2 separate regions of the Homo sapiens genome follow, and region 2 is linked to region 1. A link is a loop called in an ENCODE intact Hi-C map of the cell type or tissue named here. Cell type or tissue: heart left ventricle. All regions are shown on one strand.

What was found. Peaks named below come from ENCODE experiments on the same cell type or tissue, not always from the same donor. Only the 100,000 strongest peaks of a DNase experiment are listed, where the experiment ranks them.
Region 2: a loop joins it to region 1, with 9 times the contacts of the local background. A loop is called at or near these places in 4 of 110 quality-filtered maps.

The regions. Positions count from the first base shown.
Region 1 is chr1:59,388,969-59,396,968 of GRCh38, forward strand. All of the region lies in intron 5 of FGGY (FGGY carbohydrate kinase domain containing), which reads left to right. Among named protein-coding and RNA genes, the nearest start is that of FGGY, 96 kb to the left of the region's middle. In heart left ventricle, no CTCF peak of the experiment used is centred here; a DNase peak (open chromatin) is centred at 4,373; H3K4me3 peaks cover 428 bases; H3K27ac peaks cover 3,649 bases.
Region 2 is chr1:59,592,754-59,600,753 of GRCh38, forward strand. The region is part of intron 8 of FGGY (FGGY carbohydrate kinase domain containing); the gene reads left to right. Among named protein-coding and RNA genes, the nearest start is that of MIR4711, 140 kb to the right of the region's middle. In heart left ventricle, no CTCF peak of the experiment used is centred here; no DNase peak of the experiment used is centred here; H3K27ac peaks cover 537 bases.

The DNA.
Region 1 (8,000 bases):
ACAGGGTCTTGCTCTGTCGCCCAGGCCGGAGTGCAGTGTCGTAATTTTGGCTCACTGCAACCTCTGCCTCCAGGGTTCAAGCGATTCTCCTGCCTTAGCCTACTGAGTAGCTGGGACTACAGGTGTGTGCCACCACACCTGACTAATTTTTGTATTTTTAGTAGAGACAGGGTTTCACCATATTGGTTAGGCAGGTCTTGAACTCCTGACCTTGTGATCCGCCCACGGCTGAGTGAACAGATAAAAACTTTACTATTTTTATCCCTCCCTCTCCCCTCTTAAACTCTAATCTACTTTATGTCTGCTATGAATTTGCCTATTCCAGATACCCCATTTAAGTAGACTTATATAGTATTTATCCTTTTGCGTCTGGCATATTTCACTTAACATAATGTTTTCAAGGTGTGTCTATGCTGGAGCATGTGTCAGCCTTTCTTTTTTATGACTGAATAATCACATCCTATTGTGTGCATATACTACATTTTGCTTGTCCATTCATCTTGTCCAAATGGACCTGTTGGTGGACATTTGCATCGTTTCTACCTTTTGGCTATTGTCAATGATGCTGTGGCGAACATTGGTATATAAGTATCTTTGGGTCTCTGCTTTTAGTTCTTTTTGGTGTATATCTAAGGAGTGAAATTACTGGTTCCATAGGGTCATTCTAAGTTTAGCTTGGTGAGGAACCACCAGATGTTTCCACTATGGCTGCTCCATTTTACATTCCCACCAGAAATATATGAAAGTTCTAATTCCTCCACATCCTCCCCAGCTCTTATTTCCCTCTCCTTTAAAAAAATTATACCCATTGTAGTAGATATAAAGTAGTCTCTTATTGTGGTTTAAGAATTGATTTTTTAAAATACTAGAAATCTGTGGGATGAAAGTAAAATTGATTGAATTTATATCATCCTAGAAGTAACTTTTTTTGGCAAGGATACCCCAGGGAGTGTCATAAAATTAAAAATTAAAGGTGTCTGAGAGTAAGGGGAGAAGCACAGTTACTTCTGATGTGCTTGATGCTAAAGCTCCTTGATTTGCATTGTTTTATGGTTGTGTTGAAGGATGATTTCTCAGAACAGTGGTATTTAAAGCAGCTCTTCTAAGTTCTAGGAAGGATTCAGTCATCCTCTCTCACCAGCTTATTTTTTAGTATATTTAATAGTGCTGAGAAATAACCAGTAAATATTAGATATTCTTTACCCTTATTTTTGAGAAAGAAGAGTGTTTTCACTCTCTACAGAAGAAATATCCTTATCTCTTCACTAATGATAGTAGAAATAATAGGCATTTCAAAATAACAGTTACTTAAACACATAAGGGCTCATTCTTTCCTGTGAATAAATATAGATATATGGAGTCTTGGGCTACTGTGATTTCCCCATAAAGTCATCAAGGACACTAGCTTTTTTGATGTTTTTTAGTCCTGAGTTCTATTTTCAAGATCACCTCATGGTCCAAGATGGCGGTTGAAGTTTCCATTATCAAGTCCACAGTCCATGTAGCAGGAAGAAGGAAGTGGGTGTGGTGCATACAAAGGATGTGCCTCACATTGGAGTGAGCCTTCTTTAAACAATCTTCTTAGAAGATCTACGTCATACTTGTGCTTGTATATTATTGACCAGCAGCTAGGTTTATAATCAAACTGAGGTGAAGGGGAATCGGGGCAGTGTAGGCTTTTATCTGGGTGTCTTCCTATCCAAATATTGGGGTTTTCTTACTAAATAAAAAGGGAGAATTGATATGGGGTGGGTAAAAAGACACTCAAAATCATAATTTCTCAGCAATTTACATTGACCAGTATCACAGACACCAATTTATAGTCCAATGATAGTCACAAGGTAAAGGGAGAAGGTGGTGATCATGAGGGAGATAGTATATAATCTGAGCAATGTAACTCACAAGTTTCATTATTCATTAATACATTCATTCATTCACTTATTCCTTACATATATATTAGTAAAGCATCTGTGAGGCATTCTCTCCCTAATCCAGTAATTGATAGGTACACATGTATTTGACTATTCAAACCCGTATAAGAGCCAAATAATCCTTAGTTCAAAGTTTTGCTCTGCCACTTTTAAGATAAATCCGAACTCAGTTAAATAGCTTGTGGATGGGGTGAGGAAGAGGGACCATTTAGAAACCTAGTAAACCTGTGGTTCGATGACCTTTTTCTCCACCTCCTCCCTGGCTTGGGATTTGATTTTGGCTACCTGTGGAGAGAGTCATCCACTGAGGGGTCTCAGAGACATTGTGGGGGTGAAGAAATGGGTAGGTGCCCAGGAGATTTCAGGCCAGCCCAACCTGAGTTCAGAGGCTTAAAGTCCAGGGAGGGCGAGAGAGGATGAAGCATGCTGGGTCAGTCGGGCTGGAGGCAGTGGGGGAGTCGGAGGGAGTAGGAGGAAGTAGGAGGTGCTAACATCATGAGAAGCATGAGTTAAGGCACAGGTTCTCAGGGACTGTGCCTTGCACTTGTACTCACTTGTTACATCACTGACTGTCCCTCTCTGCTACATTGAGGCAAAGTCTGAGGAAGGTTGAGGTTGCTTCTTTCTCTTTTCATTAGTAAAGCAAATCTGGATAGAAAAGGGTGAGAAGCCCCATCTTTGTCCTTTGGAGGAAAGGGTAAAACTGTGTGACCTCGACGATTATGATGTGCACTCTTCACTGAGAACCACTAGTCTGAATCTGTTCCATTTCTATAAAGCTTTTTCCCCAGTTCTCTGCTGTGTACGTCTAGATGTGGATTTTATGTGGCTGAAAGATGATCTCTAGCATGACTGTCATTTTCCAACTGAGCAGCAGTATAGCTTTTCCTTTACTGAACAATTTTCTCTGAGACCTTGAATCACTTTTGGAATTTAATTTCATTTGCTTTTTCAATATGATAAAGTAGAACTCTCTCTGAATTTGATTCCTCACTTACAAATAGATATGATACTATATTCTCTGTTGAAAATGTTTTGGAACTGTGAAGATGCTAGAGAGTTAGATCTCGTGTTTCAGGGAACAGAACTGAAACTCAGAAGGGTTTCATTCTGAGGGTGAAGCCAGTGTGTGGAATAAGAGTTAAATTTTAAGGGGTACATTCCTGGATCATGCCTTGTTCAGGAGTCTTTTTCCTGACCCAAGAAGGCCTCCCTCAGGATACAGTGGGCATCTCAGTCTTTGTGAACTCTTAAATTCATTTCTTACCCAGGGTGGCTAACTCTGTCAGTGGACTATTTTGTGAACTTCATACTTTCGGAATATGTTATACTTATGTGATTCTTGGTAGTCTCAAGAACCTTGGTAGAGGTTCAAATCAGTCAATCTGGTTAAAGGTATCAGTATTCAGTCTTGGAATCAAGTGGCACTAGAGCTCTTAAGGCTTGGCGGTTTTCAGGACCTACATCACAAGATACAGAAGTGGTGTGGCTTGGAGCTCGTAAGACTCGTGTCTGGTCCAACCAGGTAACTTGGGGCCCCTGGCACCCATATCAGACTTTTCTCATCTGCAAAATGTGCTGCTTGGAGTGGGTGATTTATTTAGTACTTCCCAGGCCCAAAGTTCTGAGTCTGTAAGATGTAGTGGGGTTGACCAGCATCTCCTTTTGGATTCTCCTTTAAAACTCATTCCTTTGAAAGGAGATTGCTAAAGTCAAACCTTAGAATCCAACCCTTTGGGCTATGATTTAATGTTAAAATGCTGTACCCTTTCCTTTCCTCCTTTTTCTCCTTTACTACTTCTATTTTGTTTCTTTTTCGAAAAAATATACCTTCTTTTAAAATTTTTCTTCATTTTTCCTTCTTCTCTGTAAATTATCAAGGGCCTTTGAAGAGAATTCTTACATGTTATTAAGAAATTGCAGTCAGGGAGCCCTCTGTTCCCAGATCATTTAGAAGATTGCTTTTCCTTTTGTTAAATACAAAAAATTGTCAACCTGTATTGTTAAAATGTGCCAAAAACTGCATTCACCAATAAAAAATGTCAGCTCTCATTATTGCCCAGATATTATTCTTTTCAAAAGCGGAGCACTCTTGCCAGGCTTTCTAAACAATCTTCAGCTCATTCATCTTCCTGGTTTTGTTACATTTTGAACCTCTCTGGGTCTATATAAGGTGGCAGCCTGTCTTTTAAAAATTAATGGATTCCAAATGCCATTCAAACCTATTTCCGCCCTTAACCTCCTCCTCTTCTCCCCAACCCTGCCTGTTAGGAGTCTTATGTTCTGTATAAATATTGAGCTGGAGATAGTTTCTAAAGAGGTGTTTGGACCTTTAATTAACATTGACAGCCTGTCTGCTTAGGATTTTGCTCTGCTGTCTCCATGGAAAAGTCAGGTAGGTCAGTATGTGGGGGAGGGACCTCTGCAGTGGATGTGTTCCTGGCGGCTGGCCCTAGAGACACTGCACTCTGAGCCAACCGTGAAGTCATTTTGAATTTAAGGAGTCTTGCTAATCCAAGGCAATGTGTCTTAATTTGACAAAGTAAAGGCTGCCCGATAAGCAAGCCTCACTACAAGTTCTGTGAAACAGGGGGTGTTTGTAAGTTTAGATTGTGCTAGAGAAATGTGGTGATGTGGAAGAACGGGCTCATTTTCTCCTGTTTACTCCCTTTCCCACCCCATCCCCCTCCTCTCTCCCTTCTCTCTTACTTACTTTGGCCCAAATCAGCCCTGCAGTCTGGCCTCTGCAGTGGCTTGATGTGAAATTTGAGAAACATATGTAGTTTTCTATTTCAGGAAAATGATCTCAGGGATTGAATGTGTTTTTTTGTTGGCTGTTAAGCTCTGATCTTGCCCAGTGTGGTTTTTTGATGATGGGAAAGAGGCTTCGAAGTGCTTTTTATCAGAATTTCATGTAATAAAACTTAAGGTTTGGTTTCTTTATTTTGGCCCCCAACCCCCTCCCAGGCTCAGGACACAATGTCGTCTATTCTGTCAGAAGTGGGAAGAAGTACACATTGTTCATATTACAATCACTTCTTTGCTGCTTGCACACACATATATAAGAATGGCCACTGTGTCTATCCTTCACAAAAGCTATTTTAAATGTAGTTCAGTGGAGGACCAAAGGTCTGCGTAGTGTCTCTTACAAAGGAAAAGGGATCTGTTGGGGGAAAAGTCTGCCTTTGTTTTGCCTTGGAAGGGCCAGTATTTTTCTTTGTTCTAGAGGTGAGTGCCAATAATGGGCCTAGTGCCCTATCAAGCAAACTTCATTAATCCAGCCCTGCAAAGGGTACACTGATCAGATAAAAGGGACCTACATCCTCAAAGCTCAAGGTATTTGTTTTTAAACTTTTTTCTTACTGTAAATAAATATCACTATTGTACTTAATCTCATATTCATAATTGTATTCCTTTTCTTAAAGAGCCTTTACATAAAAGCTTCAGGCCCTACAAAATCCGAGAGCATCCTTCATGGAGGAAGGATAGTAGACTCGAGGGTGAGTGGTTGAACTTTGGCTCTGGTGTAAAATGCCCACCCTGGGACTTATTGTGTGACCTTGAGCACGTTACATACCATTTCTGCACTTCATTGTCTTATTTATATTTCATGGGCTTGTTGCGGGATTGAACAGGTTCAAGTGTATAAAGCTCATAGTACAACCTGCTAAGGACTCAACATTAGCTATTCCTGCTGCTGTTTTTATTATTTGTTGCTGGCGTATAAGACCTAGGCAAATGGAGCTAAATACTATTGTCTACCATTAAAATATTCACCTTCTGGAGGGAATAGTGCAAGGGTAACTTCAGATTTGCATTGAAAAACCCATGGACTATCACTTTACATATTTATTTCCTTACCATCTTCAACCCTTATCCAGACAGCTCCAAATGCACATTATTCAGAAAATTGGTGATATTTTCACAGCACTGAGACTAAGCTCATCTCCTGCTGGTCCTTATCACTCACCAGCCTTTCAGCCACATCAGACATCTCCTCAATCTCTGGGCAAACCAGGCCTTTTCATGTCTTCTTGACTTTGCACGTACTGTTTCCTCCCCGCAGAGTATCATTTGCCCTTTTTTCTGCTTGTCAACTGCTATTCACCCTTCGAGACCCAACTTAAATATTATTTGTGAATTTTGGGCAGTTACACAGACTCTTTTGGGCAGTTACACACTACTGTTTCATTTTTCCTATAGTTCTTCAAGAACTTCTCTCATTGTAGTGTAATTATTTCTTGACATACATTTTTCTTCTAACAGCCTAGGAGGTCTTTGGATGAAGATACTACAGTCTATTCACTTTTATAACCCCGGTACAGAGTGCATGACACGTGTTAGGTGTTGAGAAATCTGAGAAATCGACTGGGAAGAGTTTTTTTTCATACCATTATATTTTAAAAGCTGCAATAGTTTGTTCCAGAAAAGTTATATTTTTCCCTTGGTGTATATTCTAATTTAAAAGGTGTTTTTAATGCCTGATTGATCTCCAATCTGTAATGACTTTGTAGCATTTTCTTTGTTTCCCTGCATTCAGCCTTCTGATTTAAGCAGATAATGCTTGGAAACACCTGTTTAAGTTGTATCTTCTTTGCTAGTTGTAACTTCATGAGTACAGGGACCATATATGTTCTGTTCACAGCTCTATCCCCAAGTCCTAATACAGTGGTTGGCAGTTCTAGAGGTAGAAGAAATTATAATAATAATAGTGCTTGTATTTTATGCTTAACAGAGCACTTAACATGCTGGCCACTATTGTGAGTATTTTAGATACATTAACCCCTTCAGTCCTCCCAATATTCTTATGTTATATGTATTATAATTATCATCTGTTTTCTACAGATAAAGAAACAGACTCAAAAGAGGCTAAGGAACTTGCCGGTGGTCACACAATGATTGGCAGAGTTGGGATTTTAACCTGGGCAGTCTGGCTCCAGAATTCAGGCTGTTTGCCATAATGGTTCCTTGCCTCTGATTAGTACTAATTAGCTTAGTACTTGTTTGTTAACTAATTATTAAAGGAATCCAACAGAGACCTATTTCTCTAATGTAAAGAGTTCATTCATTAGGCAAATAATCACCCTAAGCCAGTTGTTCTGGAAGTATGGCCTTCAGACCAGCAGCATGAGCAGCGTCACTTGGAAATACATTGGAAATGCAAATTCTGTGGCCTCACTCCCACCCTACTCAATCAGAAACTCTTGGGAGTGGGACCAAATAATTTGTGTTTTAAAAAAATCCTCCAGAAGAATCTGATGGATGCTAAAGTTTGAGAACCACTGGCCAAGACTCAGCCATTTTCTCTGGAATTTTACCCCTGATTTTTGCTTTTCTTAAGAAGTCATAATTTTGGGTGTCTCACTTTTGCATACTCCTGATTTTTGTGACATTAATGTGGGGACTAAGCTCTAACCTCAGTGAATGTTTTTGCTAAAGTTTCTGAGAAATTTTGAAGGTTTCAGGTGTGTCTGTAGCTTGACAGTGTTTGTTTCTTTTGATTTTTTTTTCCTGTGATAGCTTTTAGGATCAGGAAATTTAAAAAATATAGTACCTCCTCCATTCAGCCCTGCTGTCTCAGACTCCCCTAACTGGTGAGTGAAGAAGGAGCCCAGAGGTGCAGGGATAACAGAGAAAGGGGAAGTAGCAGAATCAGTGAGTGGGGAATCAAAGTTTGATGTTATCGCACTTCCTAGAAGTGGCCTCAGGTCCTTTGGACTGTTGGTTTACAAATGGTAGAAAAAAGGGACACTGGACTTCAAACTGGACTTGGAATCCCAGTTCAGTCTCTCTATCTATGTGATTCTAGGAAAGTAATTTTTCTGAGCAACAGTTCCCTCATCTTTAAAATGGGGATAATATTACTAATGTTTTAATGATGTGAGAATTTATGGAGATGCATGATGAGCACTCAATTCATGCTTGTTGTATCTATACTGAAGGAAGCTGTAAGAGATAGAGTTAGTCACTAGCATATTTACCAGTGAGTGTTCTAAGAAATGGATTATAGATTTTGCAGAGCAACAAGGAATCCACAGCATTCCACAATGGCTGGTATTCCAAGGATCG
Region 2 (8,000 bases), 200 kb after region 1:
GAAGGGGAACATCACACTCTGGGGACTGTTGTGGGGTGGGGGGACGGGGGAGGGATAGCATTATGAGATATACCTAATGCTAAATGACGAGTTAATGGGTGTAGCACACCAGCATGGCACATGTATACATATATAACTAACCGGCACATTGTGCACATGTACCCTAGAACTTCAACTATAGTAATAATAAAATAAGAAAAAGTAAAAATAAAAAAATAAAAGAGAAATGCATTTGAGGCAAAGCCTCTTTTCCTCTGTGTAGAACTGATGATGGGGTAAAATAGAAGAAACCACACATATACACCCTGATGCTGATCTAGAGCCCAGTAGCTCCAGAGAGCTAGGGAAGGCCCCACTCTGTGTGGGACATTTATGTGGCCTGTGACCACAAGAACCGTCAGCAGCAGAACAGGTGATGAGCATTTGTTGAGTGAATCAAAACAGAAATGAACCACTGTGCAGGTTCAGCTGGGTTCCCCTGAATGCATCCTTGAGAGGGTCCTCAGTGTGTTTGTGGACATCTAGTTACAAGGCAATCAACATATAAATGGGGATCATCTTCCCATCGCCTTCAAGAAAAACAGAATTCTATTTCTGCATGTCATGAAGGGTTCTTTAGGATCTGACACATACCTGCCCTTCCACTCAGAGGTCTGACATTTTATTTTCACATCTGCTCCGTGGCTGCCTGTCTTTGGGCAAGTTACATGACCCTGCTAATCCTCAGTTCCCTCATCTTTAAAATGGGGATAAAGATACCTATCTCACCGGCTTGTGATAATTATAAAATGAGAAAGTGCAAATAAATCCACTGTCTTTTCATCACACATATGCCAATCCAGCATTTGTGATTTTTAAAAATTCTTACTGTATAGTTTACCTTTCAGCCAAACCATGCCTTCTTCAAGCTGATATTATACTAAGAACTTTTATCTTTATTGAGGTGCTTATCAGAATATCTTGCCATTCTTGCATTAACTGTTAGATATCCCAACTGCATGGGAAACAAGGACAAGCACAGTATCTTTTTCATCTCTCTTTTTCACAGGACCTGACACATAGAAGGTGCTCAGCTGAATGTTTGCCGAAGGGTCATGTGAAGTGTCTCTGTTCTGGAGAATCTTGATTCCCAAGAGCCCCAGATAATTCCTGGCCCCTACTCTCCTATCCCATATTAGGCAGCTACTCTGTGTCAGAAACTAAGCCAGGGGCTCTGCACAAAAGGCTGTAGTTCATAGCTCTGCAACCCTGGGGGGCAGCTATTATATAAACTTCTTACAACAATTAACACAAATCCCTCAAGTGTAAACATCTGATGTCTCTTTACCTTCAACCCACTAGGGACACAAATTGAGAACCCAGCAACCCTCATCTGGCATGGAAAACTTAAGACCTGGATTTCTTCCACCTGCACCTGCTGCGTTTGTAGCCATCCCCTCCCCTCTTCCAGCACCTTTGTTGTTTGTATCTTACCAGGATTAACCATACTAGTCTGGACTCTGAACTCAGAAACATGTAGATTAAACATTTCCTAGCTTAAAAAAATAGAGTGCAGAAAGTTAAATAGTTAGCTCTCACATGTTGATTATTTACTATGTGAAGGCAGTATGTAGGGTTTGTCTAACATTGCCTCCAATTTTCCCAAATATCCGGTAAGGTGAATATTCTTGTCTGTCTTTTACACGGGAAGAAGCCAAGATTCAAGAGGGCCTCATAACTTGCTGCATGGATCTGTGATTCCTGACCTGGGTACACCCCAACACTGCTTCTTCCTGGCACCAGGCACCCAAGGAATCAGTTCCACTAGCCCCCACGCCTCAGCAACCAGCACTAGGCATGGAGGGGTGCTTCCTCCCACCAAGGCTGAGTGCTCAGTCACACCCTATGAGAGCAAGCCAATGAAATGGAAAAATAGCTCTTACTCCTGACTCTGACATCTGCCCTGCAGGTGAGAGCCAAATTCTCAAATTGCCAGGCCAATGGCAAATAAGCCCACACTATGCACAGAGGGTATCAACACAAAGAGGGTTCTGTGGGAATTCACACATCCTGGAAGCCAGGCTGACCCTGGTAGACAGTTTCATTTTATCTTGTCTCAGCCACATGATGAGTGGAGAGAGAGAAGGAAAGTGCACAGATCTCCAGAAATGGGGTTTGGGTTCACTCTTGAGAATACCCCTGGGCAGTACTCTGACCCTTGGGCCCCTCTCTGTAAACACACAAGAACAGCTAAAATGTCTGGAAAGGGGAAGGGCTGGTTCCACTGATGCCCCTGCATTCATTGAGTTTCCTGCTTCCCAAGTAGCTGAGAGGCAGCTGGATATAAAAGGAACAGGCTTTGGAGTCAGACCCAGATCAAATCCCCATTCTGCTACTTGGTACCTGTAGGACAATGAGCAAGGCTTTGACCTTCTGTGAGCCATGGTTTATCTGTAAACTAAAGGAAATGGTAGATTATCATGAAAATTATAGATAAGAATATGAAACAGCACATAGTAGCTGCTTGGCAAATGTTAGTTGCCTTCCCTCCCTTTTCCCCCACTGCATTCATTTGTAATGCCTTTTTTTAAAAAAAAATGACAGTAAGAGCAATTATAATTGGCACAGGTTGCTTTATGAGCTAAATATGTTACAGATCAATAATACACAATCTCTGGCCTGGCGCGGTGGCTCATGCCTGTAATCCCAGCACTTTAGGAGACCAAGGTGGGCAGATCACAAGGTCAGGAGTTCGAGACCAGCCTAGCCAATATGGCGAAACCCCATCTCTACTGAAAATACAAAAAATTAGCCGGGCTTGGTGGTGAGCAACTGCAGTCCCAGCTACTCGAGAGACTGAGGCAGAAGAATCCTTTGAACCCAGGAGGCAGAAGTTGCAGTGAGCCGAGATCGCGCCATTGCACTCCAGCCTGGGTGACAGAGTGAGACTCCATCTCAAAAAAATAATAATAAAAAATAAATAAAAACCACAATCTCTATTTAAGCCACTCTCACAGGACTGACTGTACCCTATATCATGTCATATATTTGACAGACAGTTGCTTTTCTTCCTTTTATTCTTCTAAAGAAGTCCAGATGAGCCCCAGATACAGGTTCATACCCTAGATAGCCTATTCCAAGGGTTAAAATCAGGCCTGCTTCACATCGAAGGCATTTTGTTATGATCTGTTCATAACAAAAGCTGCCTCCTGGCTGTTGCCTGCAGCTGAATACTGTTACTCTGAAGCCATCATTTCATTTGTTTCTGATTGTTCTGCAGTGTTTACATACCTTACATATTAGCGTGATCTTTTATAGAGTACAGGCAGAGGTTAAGCCCTCCCGGATCCACTTTCCCTCTGAGGGCTCTTTCTTCTTTTTTACTGTCCCTTGCCTCTGTGTTACAAACCATTTCTCTTTTATAGAAATTCATTTAAATAGAAAAACAATTTTTAAGTGTTTTCTTTTTTTTTTAACATGAGGCTCACTTAACATTTTTAGAAAATGTTGAATATGGAGAAGAGGGAAAAGATACCACCAAAATGTGTGATTTTTTTTTTCTTTTTTCCTGACATAGGAAAATCCCATTACCTCTCTTGAATTTACCAAGGGACATATTCCATTTAGGGCATAGAAGGACCTGGGCTGCCTCCAGACCTAATGTGGAAGAAGGTGCTGTCTGCCTGCTATTTCCTTGCTTCTCCTTATTTCAATCTTTTTTTTTTCTCCAAAAAAAAAAAAAAGTGACTTAGGAAGGATATGGACTTGTGAGTCAGATTTGGGTCTAAGTCTTGGTTCTGCCCTATGTGTAATCCCAGGAAGGAACTTGAGTTGATTTTCTGAAGCTCAGTTTCCTTTTCCATTAAAACTGGGAGTGACTCAGGCTTGCCTAGTATCTTAGCTGGAAGAATGTGTGTGAAACTGGCCCACCTTTCACAGATAGGTCACCCTGCTGATTGCAGTGGCTTCCAGGCACCCAGGCCTGGGAAAGATTCACAGGCCTAGTCCAGACCTGGCAGGAAAGAGGCTGTGAGCAGTTCTGCCTGCCGCAGATGTGCTGGCACATGTACCGCCGTGTGCTGCCCCAGGTAACATATCAGGCAGCTAGGGAATGTAGGCTTTCAGACCCTCTCTCTTCAGTTCTCTTCTGCTGACTTCCTCCCATCCAGCCATCATACTTTCTTAATCCTCTCATCAATCCCCTTTGTTATAGAGAAGATGGAAGGGTTAAATTCCTTCACCCTCATCACTTCCACTGATATTTGATAAACACCTCTCAGTTCATAATACTTTTGCACTCAAGCAGGGGAGCTACCCAGGTGTCTATGGAAAGTTTTGAATTCTTTTTGCCTATTCAGTTTAGTCTTCTCATTTTCTATCTGGCCAGAAATGGAGAAAGTGTTTTGAAGGTCAGGATTCTTCAGGTCTAGACTTGTAGGGATGTATCCTGAATTCCTCTGAGCTAAGCCTGAGAAGCACAAGTGGGTTCTATTGGGAAACACTTCCAAAAGGCAATGATTGATGCTTATGCACAGAAATTCTGACTTTTAGTAAAAGATGCTTGGATATAAATCAAGCAGGACTCTCCTTGCCTTTATACAATATGCGGTAAACAGGGTAAATCCTCAATTTTACTTATGCCCACTGACAGATCTTACAAGTAGAAATTAACCCATCTGAGTGATCGTGTTGATTCTTTCTCCCTCTTCTCTAGAGCCATTATAACCTCTGTACCCTACTTCAGAATTCTAATCAAGATAGTGTCAAGTCTTTTAAAAAAAAGTTAAACCCCCACATGAGCTCCAATCCATAAATAAGAAACTCACCCTGGCTTGTATGGAGGTGATGATATTAACACAGGCTACATTTCTCTGGGTCACTGAATGTACCCGGCACTGTACCAAGGCCAGTAATAGACTGTGCCACATTTAATCTTTACAGATCTGTAAGAGAGGTCTTATTTGTCCCATTTTTCAGATGAACACCCCAAAGACCAAGGTCACACAGCAGAGACTCTCGGCTGGAGACTGCCCTCAGGCATCCTTTTAACGGAACTCTAAAGTCTGCAGGAGGGAGCCATTTTTCCTACCAGCCAGTTTAGAATCAAAAAAGAGCATTGGTTTTGCCGTATTAGAGAACTAATTCATAATTAGTACTATGCTCACTCCTGGAGGATTTGACAGAAATAGAAGATATGGTTCTGACTCAGGATCCACCTCACTACGTGATGTCAGAGCAACAGAGCTAAGACTGCAACTGATGAGTATTGTGCAGATGGAGCACGCTACCTCCTCGTTAGCTCTCTCCCCTGCACCCACTCTGCCCCACCCACTCCTCCTCCCTTGCGTGATCCATAGAATAGACCAATATGTGTTTACCCACCACAGATTGTTTGGATTGTGAAAAATGCATGATATAATTTTATATCTTTGAAGGCACACAGCTCTCAGAGCTTTCAAAGCTGAAAACCAGTCTGGGCTCACTGGAGCCAGTTAGGCATTTGTATATAGAAGGCCAAGTGTGGCTTCTTGTCTATAGGAGAGAGAAAATGTGGAGGAACTTTTGGAAGGCTTCAGAGTTTTTTTGGCTATTCTCTCTCTCTTGCAAAGCAATCTGGGTGCATTAACTATAAATGAATGAGAAACATATGGATTAAATTTTATCTGTGATCACATATGAGTTTCAAGAATGATAAAGAATAAGGAATTCAGTGTTTAAGGAGTCCAGAATACTTTGCAAGTAATTCAGGATATTGCAGGCAACATTTGGCTGCCTCCCTCTATCCAAATTTGAGGACTGTTTGGTAGGGTGACAGACCTGCTCAGTGCCCTCCCCACCCACTCAGATTGCTAAACCTCAGGAGATACCTGTGGATAGGTTTTGTGTGTATCTTGTTTTGCTGAGACTGAAATAAAGAGATTGGGTTTCTAGGAAAGGCAAACTCTATGAGAACACTCTTAACCACTTTGAAACCCCCAAATAGAAGAGGAAAATTTGGTAAGCCCGATCTTTATTAACCATGTCTTGCTTACAGATAATATTAGATGTGTTTTATATCCTATTATTGCCCTTAATGTTAGTGTCATTGTCCTGTTAATGATAATGGTAGCCATGTCCTGCACTTGTGTAGTGATCTAATTTACAAACAGGTACACATTACCTGTTAATACACATTACAGATGTATTTGTAGAGATGTACACTTACAACATATGCAGAGTATGTTATGACAAGCTACAATACAGGAATTACAGAGTTAAGTGAAGATGCAGGCAGGAGTACCTAACCCAGCATTGTGGTAGAAGTCAGGGTTTATGGAAGGCTTTTCAGAGGAGATAACATTGAGTTCAGTCCTACACATGTTCGTTTGTTTGTTTGTTTGTTTGTTTTTGAGACGGAGTCTCACCCTGTCGCCCAGGATAGAGTGCAGTGGCACGATCTTGGCTTACTGTAACCTCCACCTCCTGGGTTCAAGTGATTCTCCTGCTTCAGCCTCCCAAGTAGTTGGTACTACAGGCACGTGCCACCACACCTAGCTAATTTTTGTATTTTTAGTAGAGCCAGGGTTTCACCATGTCAGCCAGGCTGGTCTCAGAACTCCTGACCTCCCAGTGATCTGCTGGCCTTAGCCTCCCAAAGTGCTGGGTTATGCATGTTCTTAAAAGAATATGAATAAGTAAGTGGCTGGGTGCAGTGGCTCATGCCTGTAATCCCAGCACTTTGGGAGGCCGAGACGGGCGGATCACTTGAGGTCAGGAGTTCAAGACCACCTGGCCAACACTGGTGAAACCCATCTCTACTAAAAATATAAACATTAGCTGGGCGTGGTGGCATGTGCCTGTAATCCCAGCTACTTGGGAGGCTGAGGCAGGAGAATCACTTGAACCCAGGAGGCAGAGGTTGCAGTGAGCCGAGATTTTGCCACTTCACTTCAGCTGGGGGACAGAGCAAGACTCAAAAAAAAAAAAAAAAAAAAAGGAATATGTATAAGTTAGCTAGGGGAAAGCGAGAGGGAGTGCCCTCTAATCAGTGAGACAAGAATTTATGAACACTAAGAGTTGAGAAAGAAAATGGCACAAGGGGAATTTCAGGTTCACTTAAGTCTGAGGCCTAGCTTATGATGGGCTTGGTGCAATAAAAATGATGGGGGCAGAGGATTGGGAAATGATAACATAGGGGATTTCAGGAGACAAAAAGGTAAAAGCTACATCAGACAGTCCCATATGTCGTGGCAAGCTGCTCAAGGACTTTAGTAAGGAGAATGATAGAATTAAATTTGTGTATTAGAAAGATCATTGTGGTGGAGGTATGAAAGATTCTCTGAGTGACGCTTAAGAGAGTACAGGATGGAGGACACTATTTGGGTCAGGGAAACGAGTTTAATCCAGTTTCATCACCCTTGTAATAATCCAAGCAAGAAATGATGAAGGGCTGGACTAACGTAGTGGCAATAGTTGGAAACAGGAAGACTTGTGTTTGAAAAATATTTGACAGAGCACCGTGACCTACTGTGGGGCAGATGAGAGCGATGAATGATCAGGAAGTCAAGAATGGTATCCTGAGACAGAGATACTTCTGACATGTCAAAAATATAACGTGCCATCCTTCATCCCAGAGCTACAGAACAAGACATGTCGATTAGCCATCCAGGTCAAAGGTTCCATGTGGAGCTCAGGAGCAAGGCCTGAGTGTGGGATAAAAATTGTCATTGCACACATAGGACTGGATGAGCTGACCCTAAGAGATGTAGGCAGTGAGATGAACATAGGAGAGAATCCAGGAGGGAAGAGAAAGAAGAGCCTACCAAAGAGACGAAGCTAATAATGAGTAGAGGCTGGACCTGCACCCAGCTCTTTGGACACCAAACTTTTCCACCGTCCCAGAAAGTTGCAGAATTAAGCCATCTGTGGCTTAACATGCCTTGAGAGCATACTGTGTCCTAGGATCTTTATACACATTACCCCATCTAGGACTTAGACACAGCTCTGTGGTTAATGAGATGATCCCCATCGACAGATAAGGA